Regions from separate parts of the Homo sapiens genome. Here regions 1 and 2 are each linked to region 3. The links are chromatin contacts, found by Hi-C or POLR2A ChIA-PET in ENCODE. All regions are on one chromosome and are shown on one strand. The core of a region is the stretch at or near the end of the contact, and the rest is flanking DNA. Distances in the headings are between cores, read along the strand shown.

Region 1 (3,100 bases), core at 1-2,500, 3.5 Mb before region 3:
AGTATGTACTTGTCTTCTGGTCAAAGCCCTTGCTTCGTTCTGGGGCAAACTAGGCTAAATGGAGGACAAACATGCTCGTAGGCTAACACTATACTTCCGCTGGGTTCCTGCATGGGAGCTGTTACTTTAAGCAACTAAGAAAAGCCGAAGGAAGAAGTCAATAGGAATTTCACAACTACATTTCTACTTCAACCTTGCCACCGAGAGTTTTCTTTTTCTTTCACGGGCTTAGAGACTAAGTCATCACAAAAGAGCTGCTACAAATGCGGCTGCTGAAAGCGAAAATTCAGCTCAAACTACTGGGCTGAGGTCAGCACACGGAATTACTCAGCCTAGACGTCACCCGATAAACGCTGCTCTGTGCTGGGCACTGCGGCCCCAGACCTAGTGCCCCCGGAGGGTGGCGCCGCCCGGGCCTTGGCTAACGCCGAGCGACGCGGGGTGGGAAGGGCGGCTCCACCGCGGATATCGGAAGGGGTCCCGGCCCTGGCGAGCCCAGCCCGAGGTGGAGAGCCTGCGTCACGTGGCGGCCCGCGCCCGTCCGCCCGGCCTCCGCGGCCCCTCCCGGACGCTTCCCCGGCAGGCGGGGGCGGGCACATGGGGCGCCGGCGCGCGGCCCGGGCCCCGAGTGCCGGCCTCCCGGCCCCTCACCTTCGTCACAGCCTTGGTGGCGGCCCCTGGGCCCGCAGCCCCCGCGCTGGCGGTCCCGCCGTCACCCGGCCGGGTCCCCGCGCCCGCCCCGCCGCCCGCCGCACCCGCGGCTCCACTGCTTCCGCCGGCGCTGCCCGCTGCGCCCGCGGCACTCGCCGCCCGGTTGCTCCGCTCCTTCTTCTTCTTCTTGTCCCTCTTGGCAAAGAAGTTGTCCAGGCTCCGCTCCTCCGTCTCAGCCATGGCCTCGGCCTCCTCGACCCGGATGGGTGGGGCCGGCGGCGGGCGCGGCCCGCGGGGCTCCGAGCTCGGGGTCGAGGCCGGCTCTGCGCTCACGCTGCCGGGCGCGGCGACGCCTCAGCCCCGCGGGGTCGCCGAGGCGTGCGCGGCGAGACGGGCGGCTCCCCCTGCGTGCTGGCGAGCGGTGGTACGGTCCGCCCGGGGGCTCGCGCGCCGCCGCTGTCGCCCGAGGCTGCCGGGGCTGCCGCTGCTGCTGCGACGGCGGAGCAGGATTCCGCTCTCCCCACAACCTGAGGGGAAAAGGCACGCGCGAGCCAGAGGTTCTGGCGAGAGTGCTCGGCTAGCAGCGGCGCGTGCCGGAGGAAGAGGCGCGCGCGCAGGCCTGGAGAGGAGGGGAAGGGAGTGGGGAGGGGAGGGAGAGGGAGGAGGGAGGGCGGGCCGCTAGAAGAGAGAGGAAGCGCCTGCGCCTGCGTATTTTGCTCTGCCTGCCGCTGTGGGATCGCCAAGGGGCGGGCGGCGGGAGGAGATGGAGGCGGAGCTGGAAAGAGAGCCAATCAGGTGCCAGGACGAAGCTCTTAGGTGACAATCCCTGACCCAGACGGGGCGGAGTCCAAGCATGGGGGCGGGGAGAGGAGGGCATATGCAAAATAAGTGACGTGCCGGGCGACTCCGGTTTCCCGATTGGCCGAGGGTTTAGTCTTGAGGGCGGGCATGTTGAGGGCTGGTTGATGACTTGGCTAAAGAGGTCCAGCAGGAGGGGCAGTGGGTTCCTTTTGGACGCATGCGCAGGATGCACGTGTGTTTCCTGGCCCAGAACAAACCGTGGCCCCATAGTAGTCGTTTGAACTGTCGCGAAACGGACAGGCACTGCGTTAAGCCAACTGTGTTAAAGATTGTTCCTCTCCTCTGATCGCTTCTGTACTTCCACCCCCTCTGGAGTGGCAACCATTACTTTTCTTCTTTACCGGTTGATTGTGAAAGTGAGAGGAGCAGTGAGCCTGAAGTTTAGGTCCCATTTACTAAAAGATCTTTCATAGGCTGGTTGGTAGGTAGAAAGGGATTTTGTCTGAACTCCACCCTCTGGATTATGTTTACCAAGGTCAAGTTCAATAAATCCTATCGTCAAGTCCCTAATCTGTAAAGTGGGTATACTATTTCTTACAAGATAGGGGGATGGAGGGAAGAGAGTCAACATTATTAGCTGCTCAGCACATTGCTTAACGCCCTGACTTGAGTCTAGATGATGATACAGTTTATCCTTAGCTTCTATCCCTGATAAAAGGAGGGGACTGTCTTATCATAGGGGTGGAGACCAAAATGCCCAGGCGAAAGCCAGGTTTAAATGGGTTTAAAGCCCATTTAAATACCCTTGGGGCCTTGAAAATGAAATGAATTCTATATGCAAAAGGTGGTCTAAAGTAAGCTCTTAAACTTTCTACTTCCTCCTTCTAAAAGCAGAAGAGGGAGCTGTCACAACCATTGAGGAAATGACTCAGACAAATGTTGGTAGCCATATGGGGTAGATAGAATCCAGCCAGTAAATGGAGAGACTTCTTCGTCTTTTCCTTTACAGTTACCCCATTAAAGTTTCTCTTTTCCTACCCCCTACTTACACTGCTATTAAAGAATTAACTTCTGGCTGGGCGCGGTGGCTCACGCCTGTAATCCCAGCACTTCAGGAGGCCGAGGCAGGCGCATCACCTGAGGTCAGGAGTTCGAGACCAGCCTCACCAAAATAATGAAACCCCGTCTCTACTAAAAACACGAAAATTAGCCGGGCGTAGTGGCTAACGCCTGTAATCCCAGCTACAGGTTGAGGCTGGAGAATTGCTTGAACCCGGGGGTGCGGAGGTTGCAGTAAGCCGAGATCGCCTCATTGCAATCCAGCCTGGGCAACAACAGTGAAACTCCGTCTCAAAAAAAAAAAAAAAGTCTAACTTCTGAATGTCAAAAGAAATCAAGGACCTAGCCTTGGCCAGCAAGTAGCTTGAGCTTATACATATACTATTCCCCAAACATGAACAGCTCCCAAGGTGACTTCCTTCTATGACAACATATATCTTCCTGTGATGCAGGCCAGGTTCAGTACTGCCCATCACCATCACCCTCCCTTACCATCGCTAATCAAATTTATTTTCTTTCTTTTTTTTCTTTCCTTCTTTTTTCTCCCTTCCTCTTTTCTTTCCTTCTTTTCTTCCTCCCCCCTCTTTCT
Region 2 (3,362 bases), core at 214-2,713, 3.1 Mb after region 3:
CCTGCCTCTGGCAGGGGGCTGGGTGCTCCTCAAGGGCCGGGCAGCATCTTGGTGCCCCTGGTGCAGCACCTGGCCTCTGCCGCACACCCCAAGCCGCAGGAAATCGAGGGGACCTGAGGCAAGCTCCTCAAGGGCCCGGGGAGCAGAAACTGCGCCCCATCCCTGCACCGACCCCCAAACCGGCTACGTGTGAAAGGAGATGGGGCAGCACGGAGCAGCCTGAGCCACAGGAGCCGCGCTGAGGGGACAGAGGCTCGACCACGTCCCCTCCCCGGCACACACACCCCTTTCTTTCAAGGGGCGTGGCCCCAGAACCCCACACAGGAGCCTGGGGCAGATCGCCGCCCGGGGCCGCCCCTCGGAGCCCCTCCCCTCCTTTCCAGGGCTGCACCTGGGACCTCACGCCGACCGAGGGGCCTCCCTGGAGTCCCCACTCCCCCTTCCCCTGGCAGCCCGGGATCGGCCCGCTGCCTCCAGCTTCGCCGCACATCAGGCCCGGGACTATCCAGGAAGCAATCGGAAGCCTCCGGGAGAAGCGGCTGACCCTGGAGAGGCCCCGAGAGGGGGAGGCCAAGGAGGCCCGAGCGGGGCGGCCTCCTGGGCGGCACCCAGAGCCCACCTCCCCGCACTCCGGGCCAGTGGGAGCGGTGGCAGCTGTGGTCGGGAAGCCGCTCCAACTTCCACCCCGCGCCCCAGGGCCGGCCGGGGGCTTAGCCTGCACGACCTCCTCCGGCCCCCGCGGCCCTGCTGGGAGGCTCCGATCCCTATCCGGGCCTGGCCACCCCGTCCTCGCCCGCGGCCAGAGGTCTGAGCCGAGGTCCAGCGGCCGGGACGGGCCTGGACACCGCAGGGGCCTCCCCGCGGGGCCGCCGCAAACTTTCTCCCCAGCCTCCGTGGAGGGGCAGCGCCCGCCCCCCGCCACCCCGGAGCTGCCGCGGGGCTCGGCGGGCCCGGCCGGGGGGCGGGGGAGGCCGCGGCGCTGGATCCCGGGCCGCGGTCCCAGCCCCGCCGCACGGGGGTGCGGTCTCTCCGCGTCGGCGCCGCGACCGCGCCCGGACACACGCGGACGCCTGGGCCGGAGCCGCAGGGACACGCGGGCCGCGGACACGCGCGCCGCAGTCCCCACGCGCGCCGCAGTCCCCGCGCACACCCCCTGCCTGCCGCCTCACGAGAGGGCCGCCGCCGGAGGCCGCCCCGCGCCCACCCACGGGCCGCCCGGCCCCGGACCCCAGCCCGGCCCGGCCCCCGCCCACCGTCCCGCGCCGCGGGGAAAGTTGCGCCCCGACTCACCCGCCGCCCCGGGGCGCGCCCCGCCGCCGGCCATCGCCGCGCCCAGCCGCCCGCGCCGCCGCCGCCGTCCGCCCCGCCGCGGGGCCGCCGAAGCCGCGTAGGCCGCCCAGGCCGAGGCCGCCGCCGCGCCCGGGCTCCGCTGCGTGGCCGCGCAGCCGATGCCCAGCATGAATGGGGCGCCGAGCGCCGCGCGGCTGCGGACCGGCCTCGCTCTCGCCGCCCGCGGAGCCCCGCGCCGCGCGCATGCGCCGCCCAGAGCCCGGGGGCGGGGCGGGGGCGGGGCCGGCGGCGGCCTCCAGAGGGCGCTCTGCCCCGCGCCGCGCGCCTGCAGGGGCCCACCGCGCGTCTTCAAAGGGCGATACGGCTGCCCGCCTCAACTCTCTGGGCGCCGGGGCCGCGCGGGCAGTTCCGGGAGCCCCCCGCTCTCGAGCGGGCTAGCCCGCGACCCCAGGAACAGGGCCTGGCTCAGTGTGCCCAGGCTAGGAGCATGGCCTCCTTTCACGGGGGGGGAAACTGAGGCTGAAGGAGGCAATCGCAGTTCCCAGACCTTGCGGGGCCGGGTGTTCCCAGCTCTCGGCCTCGCGCGTTCCGCTCTGTCAGATGGGCGGGCACCTGCGCGGGGAGCCCGGGCGCCCCCTGCAGGCCCCAGGCTGGTGGCGCATTCCCGGCTGGGGACGCAGCCCAGGGAGGAAAGTCCCGCGGCAGAGGCGTGGCGAGACGCGAACTCCGGCTGTAGCGTGGGGCAGCGGATCTACACGGTGTGAGGTGTGGGGCTGCAGAATCCAGGGTGACGGGCCAGAGCTGTCCAGGCAATACCCCCAGCCTGCATGGCAAGGCTGAGGGGCAGACACCCAGCACTCAGTTACTGTACTCACAACCGCCACTCCCAGGCAGGAGGCATCCGGGAGGGCCTCCCGGTGGACGCAACCAGGCCAAGGAAGGGGAAGCCGGCAACAGGAGCATCGATAACAGAGCAGATGGGCCAGGAAAACCCCGTCGTGGGAGGGCTGAGTCCCGGCTGGGGACTTGGCCCCCATCTGTAGCCTGAGGGGTGCGGTTTTTGCTGTGTGAATCACGTCACCCCTACAGAAGAGGAACTCTCTACAGTTCACATGGTTAACAGGGAAAGGGAATGGACTCATACCGGGCCCAGGTGTCCCTCCGCGTCTCACCCCGCTCCTCCCTCCCCAGGAGCAGCCACAACCCTCATTTTTGTGTTCATCTTTAAGTGCTTTTCTTTGGGTGTGACCTCTTATATTTGCACCCCAGAATGGGACGCTGTTTTGGGTGGCTTGTTCTGGGCATTACAGAAACGGGGTCACTCAGCCTGTGCTGTTTGCTCTGTCTGCTCTGTGTGGTGAGGGCACAGGGCAGCTGCTCGCAGGCATCGTCTTCGCAGCCTGTTTTGTTGGGCTCCTGCTCGCCCATTCTCCTGCCGATGGACATGGGATTGTCGCCTATCTGGAGCCATGATGAGCAAAGCTGTGATGAGCATCCTGTGTGTGCCTCTCGGTGGGCACCTTTAGATCCAGGGACGGTCTGCAGGGTCACGGGGTAGGATTTGTCTAGCTTCAGGAGATACAGCAAAACCGTCTTCCCAAGTGACAGCCCCAGTTTACACTCCCAGCAGCTTAGCAGGAGTGTGGAAGGGTCTGGCTGTCCCACATCCTCACCAATATTTGGCACTCTTTAGTTTTGCAAATCTAGTGGCATGAACTGGTTTTTCAACTAGGTGGTTTTGCTTGTCTGCTTTTTTTTTTTAGAGACAGACAGGGTCTCGCTCTGTCACCCAAGCTGGGATGTTGTGGTGCAATCAGAGCTCACTGTAACCTCAAGCTCCTAGGCTCAAACCATCCTCCTGCCTCAGCCTCCTGAGTAGCTGGGACTACAGATGGGCACCACCATGCCTGGCTAATTTTTTTTTTTCAAGAGATGAGGTCTCTATGTTACCCAAGCTGGTCTCAAACTCCTGGGTTCAAGTGATGCTCCCACCACAGCCTCTCAAAGTGTTGTGATTAAAGGCATGAGACACGGCACCCAGCCTCATTGAGTCTTACTGTGTCGCCCAGGCT
Region 3 (3,511 bases), core at 464-2,963:
CATCCTCTTGATTTAAATGAAAGGGTATGGGGGAATAAAAGATGAACCTTTTTTTTTCTTTGTCAGATCTTGCGCTCATTTGGTTCTGGTGGGGAACAACAGCTATAAGAGAACAAGTGTATTCAATTAGAATTAATTCCCCCTCTTATTCTCATAGCTGAGCAGGGCTCAAGTGCCTCTCATCTGAAAGAGGTAATAAGATTTAATCTGTCTCCTCATCTACCTTCTGCAAGTATACTTAACAAATTAGCTCTCGGGACTCTTCCAAATGGAGTTTTATGAGGAATTTGCTAAGGTAAACGTTTTAGACTTTGAACACAGTTCAGATTTCAGGGACAGTACTGAAATCTGAACTGTGTTGCTAACTGCCCTGCCTTTCAACTCAAGACACAATAACTTTGAACTAAAATAATTATATTTTTGTTGTTTTCCACTCTGTCCCCACGTCTATATCACCACAACCCCCAATCCCACCCCGCAGGAGCTAACTCCTCCTTCCTGTCCCCGCAAGATCAAAACTCCTCCTGCAAGCCCCGCTAGCTCTGTCTGCTCACCTTCGTGGCAGATATGCTATTGTACTTTTACACTCATTTGTGTGATAAATACTTCAATGTCCACTTCTTCCACGAGCCCCTGAGCCCCTGGAGGGCCTGGACAACACCGAGTTTTTCTCACCGTTACATCTCCGTTGTCAGGCACTTAATAAGTATTTGGTGAACGAATGGCTTGTTTGGTGACACTCCAAAGGCTGGGGGACAGAGGTAAAGCTCCCTCCTTTTGGGCCCCAGACGGGTGGCGCTGATGGAGAGAGGAGGCTAGGATAAGGCCTCCAGGACCGAAGCGCGCACCCGTAAGGCCCCTGCTAAAAAGACCTTCCTGAAGGCGGAGGAACTGCGAGTGCCTACGTTAGCCCAAGGCCTGACCTGACGATCCCAGGGACCCTCGCTCTAACTGGCCCCGCCTCCCGGGCCCCAAACCCGGACTCGGCCCCGCCCGAAGCTCCGGATCCTGGGGCCCGCCCCTGGCCCCGCGTCGGCAGACCGTGGGCTCGCTCCTGGACCTGCCTCAAACCCTCCGCAGGTAACGCCTCCCGAACTTGAGCCACATTCCGATCCCCTCCTCAAACCCCTCCCCGTTTCCCACACCCTGGACCCCTCGCTCCGTCTCGGCCCCGCCCCAAGCCCAGCTAGGTCTGGGCCCCTGAGCCCAGCCCCGACCGGCCTCCCAGTCCCTGGGTCCCTCCCGACACCGGCCCCTCCCTAAGCTCCGCCTCCCAGGGCCCGCCTCCTGAGCGCAGCCCGCAGCCTGGACTCCGCCCCGCCTCCCGGACCCTGGGCCCCTCCCCACGTGGGCCCGTCCTAAGCTCCGCCTCCCAGAGTCCGCGCACCGCCTGGCCATGTGCTAAGACATAGTCAACGCCCCGCCCCGGCCCCGCCTCCTGAGCCCTTCTCTGGGTCTGGCCTTAGCCCCGCCCTAGGACCTGTCTCCTGGGCTCTGCTCCGAGTCCCGCCTCCTGAACCCAATGGCGTTTATCCCCGCCCTAATGCCCGCCTCCAGGACTCTTATCCTGCCCTCACGCAAGGCACCGCCTCCAGGACGCCACCAACCTGGACGCTTCCGAAGCCCAGCTTCCAGGATCGCCCTATCCTGGCCCCGCCCCAGGACCCGCCAACCTGGAATCTACCCAGGACCTGCCCCAACGACGTTAATTCTGGCCCTACCCCAGGCCTCGCTCTCATGACGCTCATCCTGGCCCCACCCCAGGCCCCACCCTCCTAAGCTCATCTTGGCCCCGCCCTAGCGCCCGCCCCCAGGACGCTCCTCCTGACCCTACCCCTAGGCCCCGCCACCTCTCTGCCTCCGCGCACTACCCTGGGCCCGCCCCCTTTTCAGTCCAGGCCCGGCTTCCGCCCGGTCTCCTGGCAACGCTGCGGCCCCGCCCACGTCATGGCGCCTGAGGAGAACGCGGGTACCAAACTCTTGCTGCAGAGTTTCGAGCGCCGCTTCCTAGCGGCGCGCACACTGCGCTCCTTCCCCTGGCAGGTGGGCGGCGGGGCGAGCGGAGAGGCCTGCGGGGCTTGCGGAAGTCCAGGGGCAGACGGGATGGGTCTCCCTGCTGAAACCCCCGGCGCTCCTGCCACGTGAGTTCCTGGGCTCTCCCCGGTCAGGGCCACGAGACCCGGTCCCCGTCCCTGGGGCCTGGCCAGAGTCGCTCTCACCCCTCCTGCCCCGCGAGCTGGCGGCGGAAGCTGGGGGCGTCTCCACAGTCTTGGGGGGCAGACGCGCGCTCGGTGTGGGGTACAGTTCACGATCATTTTCATGACTTTTTAAAGGCAGTAATCGTTCTGGTCACTGGGACACAGCTGCCCTCGCCCATTCTAAAAAGTCAGCACCCTCAGGCCCGCGGGTAACCACCTCCTCCTGAGCACGGTGACCAGGTCAAAGGCTGTCCCTCGGGCCTCAGTGTTCTCATCTGTATGTCGAGCACTGCACAGAATCAGCTCATGCGCTGAGGCTTTCACTCCTGTGATGGAAGAGACAGAGAAGGGGGTGGCCTCTCCTCTCCCTGGGGACCTGCCATTCTCAGCACAGGCGCATGGCAGGCAGCAGCCTCCCTTCTGCCAGCAGAGGGGCTTAATGCACCCTGCTCCATTTGTAATTCATGTGCGGTGAGCTCACTGGGATGAGTCAGTTTGGATATATATTCCTCCCTGGGTCTGCCCCATTTTATGGGGTGTTGCTTAATCATTTGCGTTATTCCATTGACATGAAATATTTAGCACTCAGAGATCATTTCTGGTCAGGAGAAATTTGTGCATTTTTAACCCAAAATAGAAACCTTCATAAAAGCATCATAGGTCTCCATTCAGTATTGACTATAATTGTTCACATGCCCACGCTGAATGCTAACTTGGGCTCACCATCAACACCCACGAGGTGGGTACTATTATTATCACTCACATTTGACCAGAGGGATTGTTTGATTAGGGTGTAGTAGTTGAGAGTTCAGACCCAGGAGACAGCCTGCCTGCTTCAAATCCTGGCCCAACCCCTGGCCCTGTGTGACCTTGGGCAAGTGACTGCATCTCTCTGTGCTGTTGTTTTCTTATTAATAAAATGGTTGATATAATGATACCTACCTCTTAGGGTTGTTGTCAGCGTTGAGTACAAAAGCCTGTGGATCAGTGCCTGGCTCATGGCAAATGCATGTCGGTGTTAGCTAGTGTTTTTATTCAGTCTCAAAATGTTTAATAAATGCCTTCCGTGAGCCAAGCACCATGGATCAGCAGTACCCATGATAGATGAGGCTCTGCTTGCATGGGAGAGCTAGAGAATAAACAAATAAATGAATAAACAAGAAAAGACCAGATGAGAGTGGCTTTAAAGCCAAGAAAACAGGGGAATGGTGAATGGACCAACTGGGAAGAAGAGTCACTAAAGTCGGGGAATCAGGGAAGCCTTCCCCAAAGACGTGGCATTTGAACTGGGGCCTGAGTGGTGAAGCAGCCAG

Evidence for each region. Hi-C counts contacts between places; a loop is a spot of excess contacts on that map. ChIA-PET counts read pairs that join two places held with the same protein, here RNA polymerase II (POLR2A). Pooled maps may share reads with other maps.
Region 1: a map of ascending aorta shows a loop between it and region 3 (21-fold over the local background). The contact joins the promoter of CDV3 here to the promoter of LINC02021 in region 3. A Hi-C loop is called at or near these places in 2 of 168 maps with a recorded cell type or tissue (PC-9 and ascending aorta), 2 of 37 single-sample maps with no recorded cell type and 13 of 50 pooled maps. POLR2A ChIA-PET finds 5 or more read pairs at or near these places in 2 of 52 experiments (CD4-positive, alpha-beta T cell and CD4-positive, alpha-beta memory T cell).
Region 2: a loop to region 3 is called in a map of CD8-positive, alpha-beta T cell, with 15 times the contacts of the local background. The contact joins the promoter of PLXNA1 here to the promoter of LINC02021 in region 3. A Hi-C loop is called at or near these places in 4 of 168 maps with a recorded cell type or tissue (CD4-positive, alpha-beta T cell, CD8-positive, alpha-beta T cell and naive thymus-derived CD4-positive, alpha-beta T cell) and 7 of 50 pooled maps.

What each region holds. Positions count from the first base shown.
Region 1 is chr3:133,571,836-133,574,935 of GRCh38, reverse strand. CDV3 (CDV3 homolog) reads right to left here and starts at 1,250. Exons shown (of 5, transcript NM_017548.5): 1 at 652-1,250. The coding sequence starts at 891. RefSeq lists silencers at 282-671, 702-811, 832-1,371 and enhancers at 1,752-1,921, 1,578-2,079, 2,022-2,261.
Region 2 is chr3:126,981,216-126,984,577 of GRCh38, reverse strand. It overlaps PLXNA1 (plexin A1), which reads right to left and starts at 1,463. Exons shown (of 32, transcript NM_032242.4): 1 at 1,291-1,463. RefSeq lists silencers at 373-452, 1,468-1,697, 1,798-2,017 and enhancers at 2,068-2,397, 2,658-2,707.
Region 3 is chr3:130,109,909-130,113,419 of GRCh38, reverse strand. LINC02021 (long intergenic non-protein coding RNA 2021) reads right to left here and starts at 1,713. Exons shown (of 3, transcript NR_146653.1): 1 at 1,608-1,713; 2 at 676-798. It overlaps LOC124909432 (a long non-coding RNA gene), which reads left to right. Exons shown (of 3, transcript XR_007096083.1): 3 at 1-60. It also overlaps the pseudogene FAM86HP. RefSeq lists silencers at 1,013-1,182, 1,253-1,302 and enhancers at 2,303-2,352, 2,453-2,642.